Linked DNA regions of Homo sapiens: regions 2 and 3 are each linked to region 1. Evidence: chromatin loops called from intact Hi-C (ENCODE). Cell type or tissue: dorsolateral prefrontal cortex. All regions are shown on one strand.

What was found. Peaks named below come from ENCODE experiments on the same cell type or tissue, not always from the same donor. Only the 100,000 strongest peaks of a DNase experiment are listed, where the experiment ranks them.
Region 2: a loop joins it to region 1, with 2.3 times the contacts of the local background. A loop is called at or near these places in 22 of 110 quality-filtered maps.
Region 3: it touches region 1 in a loop (3-fold over the local background); 14 of 110 quality-filtered maps call a loop at or near these places.

The regions. Positions count from the first base shown.
Region 1 is chr4:139,650,544-139,653,043 of GRCh38, forward strand. No RefSeq gene overlaps it. Among named protein-coding and RNA genes, the nearest start is that of MGST2, 14 kb to the right of the region's middle. RefSeq lists a silencer at 1,012-1,306. In dorsolateral prefrontal cortex, CTCF peaks have their summits at 1,244 (motif pointing left) and 1,463; a DNase peak (open chromatin) is centred at 1,218; H3K4me3 peaks cover 618 bases; H3K27ac peaks cover 452 bases.
Region 2 is chr4:139,402,547-139,405,046 of GRCh38, forward strand. No RefSeq gene overlaps it. Among named protein-coding and RNA genes, the nearest start is that of RAB33B-AS1, 50 kb to the right of the region's middle. In dorsolateral prefrontal cortex, CTCF peaks have their summits at 1,141 and 1,349; no DNase peak of the experiment used is centred here.
Region 3 is chr4:140,329,012-140,331,511 of GRCh38, forward strand. All of the region lies in intron 2 of SCOC-AS1 (SCOC antisense RNA 1), which reads right to left. It also overlaps a transcript of SCOC not described here. Among named protein-coding and RNA genes, the nearest start is that of SCOC-AS1, 43 kb to the right of the region's middle. In dorsolateral prefrontal cortex, a CTCF peak has its summit at 1,498 (motif pointing right); no DNase peak of the experiment used is centred here.

The DNA.
Region 1 (2,500 bases):
TGACTTATGCCTGAAATCCCAGCAATTTGGGAGGCTGAGGTGGGAGGATTGCTCTAGGCCAAGAGTTCGAGGTCAGCCTGGGCAACATAGGGAGACCCCTGTCTCTAGAAAAAATTTAAAAATTAGGTGGGCGTGGTGGCACACACCTGTAGTCCCAGCAACTCCGGAGGCTGAGGTGAGAGGATCACTTGAGCCCGGGAGGTTGAGTCTGCAGTGAGCCATGTTCACGCCACTGCACTCCAGCCTGGGCAACAGAGTGATGCCCTGTCTTTAAAGTAAAAAAAAAAGGTGGTGGGGTTGTGGTGATGAAGTTAAAATAAGGCTGTTAGGATGGGCTCTAATGCAATCTGACTGGTGTCCGAAAAGGAGATTAGGACACACAGAGAGACACCAGGGTGCACATAGAAAAGACCCTGTGAGGACACAGTGAGAAGGCAGCTATCTGCAAGCCCAGGAGAGAGGTATCGGAAGAAACAAAACCTATCCACACCTTGATCTTGGACTTACAGCTTCCAGAACTGTGAGAAAATAGATCTCTGAGAAAATAGAAGGCTTCATTTTCCTAAATAGCACTCTTTTTTGACGTTCTCCCTGCAGCTGGTCTCCCTCAAGCTGGTTTAAGCCACATAGTGTGTGGTACTTTATTATGGCAGCCACATCAGGCTAAGACAGGGCCCTTAGATTAGCACTTGTGTGTTGTGTGCATGTTCATGTGTATGTGTATGTTATGATATGTGCATGTTATGGTGTTATGAGATGTGTGTGTGTTATGATATGTGTGTGTTGTGCATGTCTGTGTTATGGTGTGTGTGTGTGTGTGTGTGTGCGTGTTGGGTAAGCAGGCAGGAAGGGATATGTCTGGGAAATGCCCCTCCAGTTGCTACAGGGAACTGCAGGTCTTGATTCTCCCTACCACCCATCTTGCCTGCTCCTCTCTGTCTTCAGGACACACTATTCTCTGATGTGGGTGGAACTAGTGCCCTTGTGTCAGAGATGGAGAGAAAATAGAATCAGAGATGTGGGTTAGCAGTAGGATGGGGAAGGAAGAAAGAAGCGAATTCATTTATAGTCTGCCGAGAGCCATCCAAGGATCCCGGTGGGAGACGGGGCAGGCAGAAGGCTTCATTTTCCTAAATAGAACTCTGTTTTGACATTCTCCCTGCAGCTGGCCTCCCCCACGCCTGTCTCGCCAAGTGAACTGATAAAAAGCAACAGGATTTTAGCCTTCCACTGCGCCATCTGGTGGCGTTCAGGGAGAGGTACAGTGGTTCTTGTGCATACACAGTCTATCCCAAACTTAACGCCTTCCTTTCTTTAAGAGGAGTGGATACAATGACTCCTGGGAAGAAAGCAATAGTGCAAAGAGCACTGGACTGGAGTCAAAAGTGGACTCTATCTCTGCATCTTATTAGCTGTACGATCTTGGGCAAGTTAAGTAATAACCTCTTTGCGACTCAGTTTCTATATGTAAGAAATATGAATCACTAATACCAACAGGATTTTGTGAGAATTCATTGAGAAAAAAGCACCCAGAACAGTACAGTATCAGGGATGTGGTGCCTTTGTTAATGATTCACGCCACTTTCCCTTCTTTCTCTCTTCTTGTATTTCTTTCTCTTCCCATGATTTTGTGACTGATCAAAAGTTTTTAGTGCCTTTTATGAAATTAGCTGGGGGAGGGCTGTTGGGAGAACCTGAGAGTTGGGAGGGCAGGAGGGTGCAGGTCATGGGAGCCTCAGCTGGGACTGGGAGACCACCAGGCCCTGCCCCTCATTTGGTCATTTGCAGGAATCAGAGCTAGTGTCACAGGCCTGCCCCTGACTTCTTGCTGCAGAAGGGATCTCACCTACCTATGACCAGAAACAAGAGGTGGTGAGCTCCCCATCACTTTAGGCATTCAGACCTAGATGATTTACATTATCAATTTTAAGACAGGCTTCAGGTCTGGGAATATTATGAGTTTATGAACTAAAGCAACGTTTACAAGAATGTAAGTCAAAGGCACCAATTATCTAAATAACACCTGATAGACTAACATGATGCACATGTAGAACATTTACAATTTTGGTTAAAGATGAGAGGGAGAAGAATGAGGAGAGTTACACATTGAGAAAGGGTTCTAACATATTAGAAAATAAAAAAATATTTTCCCCTCCCAGTTTTTTGTTTTGTTTTGTTTTGTTTTTTAAGACAGAATCTTGGTCTGTCGCCCATGCTGGAGTGCAGTGGTACACTGTCAACTCACTGCAACCTCCGCCTCCTGGGTTCAAGCGATTCTCCTGCCTCAGCCTCCTGAGTAGCTGAGACTACAGGTGCCTGCCACCACGCCCAGCTAATTTTTTTATTTTTAGTACGGACGGGGTTTCACCATATTGGCCAGGCTGGTCTTGAACTCCTGACCTTGTGATCTACATGCCTTGGTCTCCCAAAGTGCTGGGATTACAGGCGTGAGCCACTGCGCCTGCACTTCTCCTCCCAGTTTTTAAAAAATATATATCTG
Region 2 (2,500 bases), 250 kb before region 1:
TCCACTCTATGTGCATATCTATTTTAAGTCTAGGCACATTTCCTGAAATAGACTCAGCGTGCCTTATGTCTACCCCAGTGTGTCAGCGATAATGTATGTGCTGAAGCGTCCAGATCTCTATAGTGAGCATCACACCATATATTCAGTTGTCAAATAGATGTTTGTTCTTAGATACACCGTGAGTGCCTCCAGCTCAATAGGAGTAAAAATGAATTTTATTATCTCAAAACCTGCTCCTCCACTTTTTGGACACCACCATGCACTCAGTTGTGAAGTCAGAAACATGGAAGTCATCTTTGGTGTTTCCATCTTCCTAATTCTCCACAGTTGGCTTTCAGCAAGTCATATTTATTATATCTGCAGAACATCTTTCAAACCCTCCAACTTCTCTCCATTTCCATGTTTATAATCCTAGCTTAGTACCATCATCTCTTGCTTAAATTACTCTTGCTTAAATTAACAAGCTCTCCCTGCCTCTAATCTTACCTCCTTTTAATCCATTCTGTATACTAAAACCAGAATATTATTTCTGACATACAAATCTAATTACTTCCTTTCCTTGCTTAAGGTCTTTCAAAAAGTTCAAAGCTTTCCACTGCTTCTAGAATAAAATAGCTTACAGGACACTGCAGAATCTCATCTCCTCTTATCCACTGCTTTCATTTTAGATAAACTTCCCACTAATTTTCCCTAAACCTTTAACTCCTGCTGGTGCTTGTTGGAGCTTACATATTTTCTGTACTTCTGCTCTCGTAGCACCCACTACACTGTATTCGAATGCTTAGTTGTATGTTTCCCTGACTAGACTAATCTCTATAGGGCAGGGATCAAGCAGATTGTTTTATTTTTGTTTTGCTTTTGAGTATGAGTGTGTGTGTTTGTGTAATATGGAAGAGCCTTGAGCATGAGGTAGTCACAGGATACATAATCACCTGCTTGGGTTGAGGCATATAATTACCAGGGGCAGCATGGGCTGCACTATGGCAGTCACATTCACACTCCTAGGAAGGAGATGTAATTGGTTAGGGGCTTCTGTGTGTTCCTTGTAAGTCTACAAAAGAGAAATAGAACATTGTCAAGAATGTTTCAACAGTATACTCAGTATTCAACAACTAGATGGCAGTGTCGTCTCTACAGTTTATATCTAAATGAACAAGTTGATTAGGTTTACTCTCAGTGAGTTGCCTGTTTTTACATTTTGCATGACGTAGTGTATTAATCCATTCTCACACTGCTATAAAGAAATATCTGACACTGGGTAATGTATAAGAAAAGAGGTTTAATTGGCTTACGGTTCTGCAGGCTGTACAGAAAGCATGGCAGCATCTGCTTCTGGGGAGGCCTCAGAGAACTCTGAATCATGGCGGAAGGCAAAGGGGGACCAAGGCATCTCACATGGTAGGAGCAGGAGCAAGAGAGAAGGGGGAGGTGCCACACACTTTTAAACCAACCAGATCTCGTGAGAATTCATCATCACGGCGACAGCACCAGGGGACGATGGTGTTAAACCATGAGAAACCACCACCATGATCCAATCATCTCCCACCAGGCCCCACCTCCAGCATTGGGGATTACATTTCAACATAAGATTTGGGTAGGGATGGAGATCCAAACCATATCAGGTAACAGGACTGTTTATTCCATTTTTTACTTATAATCTGAATTTAAATGTTCCCTAATTATAAAAACTGAATTAATTATTTTAGAGATAGGATCTCACTTTGTCACATAGGTTGAAGTGCAGCGTTGTGCAGTTTGAACTCCAGGCCTCAGCTTCCTCAGCAGCTAGTACTACAGGTGAGTGAGTGCCACTATGCTTGGATAAACATTTTATTTTAAATTTTTTTGTAGAGATGTGGTCTTGCTATGTTGCCCAAGCTGATCTTCAACTCCTGGCCTCAAGGGATCCTCCCGCTTCAGCCTCCCAAAGCATTGGGCTTACAGGTATGAGCCAACATGCCCTCTAATCTATTATTCTCTAATAAAAAGTTGGGCAATTTCAATCTATAGGAATAAAATAATCATTTTACCTTATGCAGGGTATTTAGTCATTTAACTATGATAGTTTATAGGTAATCATATAAGCACTTTTGGCTTAATCACTATGATTATATGTCCTGGAAATTAAGACACATACACACTCTGATTTTATTAAACTTTACACTGAACTTTTAGATTCAACATTAGATGGTTTAAAAGACAAAGGTGATGTCTCTCAAAGAGAAGTTTTTTTTTTTAAAAAAAACAGCTTTATAGGGGTAGAATTTACATAAAATAAGCCGTTCATATTAAAATATACCACTGACACGCACAGAGTTGCGACCTCATCCTTACAATCAAAGTAGTAAACATATCTATCACCCCAAAAAGTTTCCTCATGCCTCTCTGTAACGCCCCCCTCCTACCCTTCTCAGTACCTGCCCTCAGTTTTCTGTATGTGTAGATTAGTTTGCATTTCCTAGAGTCTTATATAAATGAGATCATATAGAATTTATCTTTT
Region 3 (2,500 bases), 680 kb after region 1:
ACAAATCTGAAGGCATCACATTACCCAACTTCAAACTATACTATAAGGCCACAGTCACCAAAACAGCATCGTATTGGTATAAAAATACGCACATAGACCAGAGGAACAGAATAGAGAACCCAGAAATAAACCCAAATACTTACAGCCAGCTGATCTTTGACAAAGCAAGCAAAAACATAAATTGGGAAAAGGACACCCTATTCAACAAATCGTGCTGGGATAATTGGCAGGCCACATGTCGGAGAATGAAACTGGATCCTTGTCTCTCACCTTATACAAAAATCGACTCAAGGTGGCTCAAAGACTTAAATCTAAGACCTGAAACCATAAAGATTCTAGATGATAACATTGGAAAAACCCTATTAGACATTTGCTTAGGCAAAGACTTCATGACCAAGAACCCAAAAGCAAATGCAACAAAAACAAAAACAAATAGATGGAACTTAATTAAACTAAAAAGCTTCTGCATAGCTAAAGAAATAAGCAGAAGAGTTAACAGACAATCCTTAGAGTGGGAGAAAATATTCGCAAAAATACATCTGACAAAGGACTAATATCCAGAATTGACAAATAACTCAAACAAATCAGCAAGAAAAAAACAAACAATCCCATCAAAAAGTGGGCTAAGGACATGAATAGACTATTCTCAAAAGAAGATATACAAATGGCCAACAAGCATATGGAAAAATGCTCAATATCACTAATTATCAGGGAAATGGAAATCAAAACCGCAATGCAATACCACCTCGCTCCTGCAAGTATGGCCGTAATCAAAAAATAAAAAAATAATAGATGCTGGCATGGATGTGGTGAAAAGGAAAACTTTTACACTGCTGGGAACTGGGAATGTAAACTAGTACAGCCACTGTGGAAAACAGTGTGGAGTTTCCTTAAAGAGCTAAAAGTAGATCTACCATTTGATCCAGCAATCCCACTACTACGTATCTACCCAGAGGAAAAGAAGTCATTATACAAAGATAATACTTGCACACGCATGTTTATAGCAGCACAATTTGCAATTGCAAAAATATGAAACCAGCCCAAATGCCCATCAGTCAATGAGTGGCTAAAGAAAGTGTGGTATATGTATATATATACCATTTACTCAGTCATAAAAAGAAATAATGGCATTTGCAGCAACCTGTATGGAATTGGAGAATATTATTCTAAGTGAAGTAACTCAGGAGTGGAAAAACAAACATCCTATGTTCTCACTCATATGTGGGAGCTAAGCTATGAAGATACAAATCTTCATATGATATGTTGGACTTTGCGGACTTGGGAGAAAGACTACACATTGGGTACAGTGTACACGGCTGGGGTGCTGGGTGCACCAAAATCTCAGAAATCACCACTAAATAACTTTTCATGTAACCAAACACCACTTGTTCCCCCAAAGACCTACTGAAATAAAAAAATTAAAAATTAAAAAACAAAAAATGCTGAAGCTTTTTGTTAAAGAGCACTTAAAATTAAGGTTCCCATAATTTATCCACCAGAGGGAGCCAACAAAGCCACAATAATAGGAACATACTGACCTTAGTGAGCTACAAATCAAGATTTTCAGACAAGGGCTGCAGAGTTGAGACATAAGCAAGTATCAATTGCTTGGTTCAAGGAAGGCATGTGAAAATTTATTGAAGTCAGATTTAATTCATGGCTTTGTTTTCTCAATAGTAGACATGTTTTAATAGTAAGAGTCAAATGACTTTGAAAGTTTTAACACTAATAAATGCCTTGTGAGGATATGGACATGAAAGTAAGAATAGCTCACCTTTAAAAAACACTTTACAGATTCTGAATAATTTTCAGTTAGAGAGTTGAGTGCTGGCAGTTCTCTTCATTAATACAAGAATTTAATAGATAAATACAGTTTGTGCCCATTGGGATGAAAAAAACAGTTTTTATTGCATCAATGCAGCGTACGGCTGGTATATATGCAAATTAGGAAAAGGCATACCTGGGAGGTTTAGGGCATGGTTTGGTGAGCAGAGCATGGGATGGATTTCAGACCCCACTTTCCCTTATTAGGCAGCTCTGTGCAAGGCTAACATCCATATGTGGCAGCCCTCAAGTCTGGGCAATGGTGGCTCCAAGGGGATGCTTGGAAGAGTTTTTAATCTTTCCTTTCTCCAATTCTTTGATAAGGACAATAGCATTTTCTTAATCTAATATAAAATGCATTTCCAAGACTAGTTGCCCACCTCTCTTCTGCCAATCAGAATGTTGACCCAGGTTCTTCCTGTAGAAAAATTCTGGATTCACCACTGAACTATGAAAATAAACATTTTCCATCCTGTTCTCCTCTGCTTCCAATCCACCCTGCTGGAAAAGAGTTGCCCATAGTTCCCAAGTGGCCTTTTTCTTTATAGTTTTCATTTCCTGATCACTCCCCACTTCCTTATTTTGTAGCCACTATCTATCTTCATCAGATTTTCTCGCTGGTTAGAAACTGAAACCAGACATCCATTTAAACATCTTACATGGGATCATCCCTCAG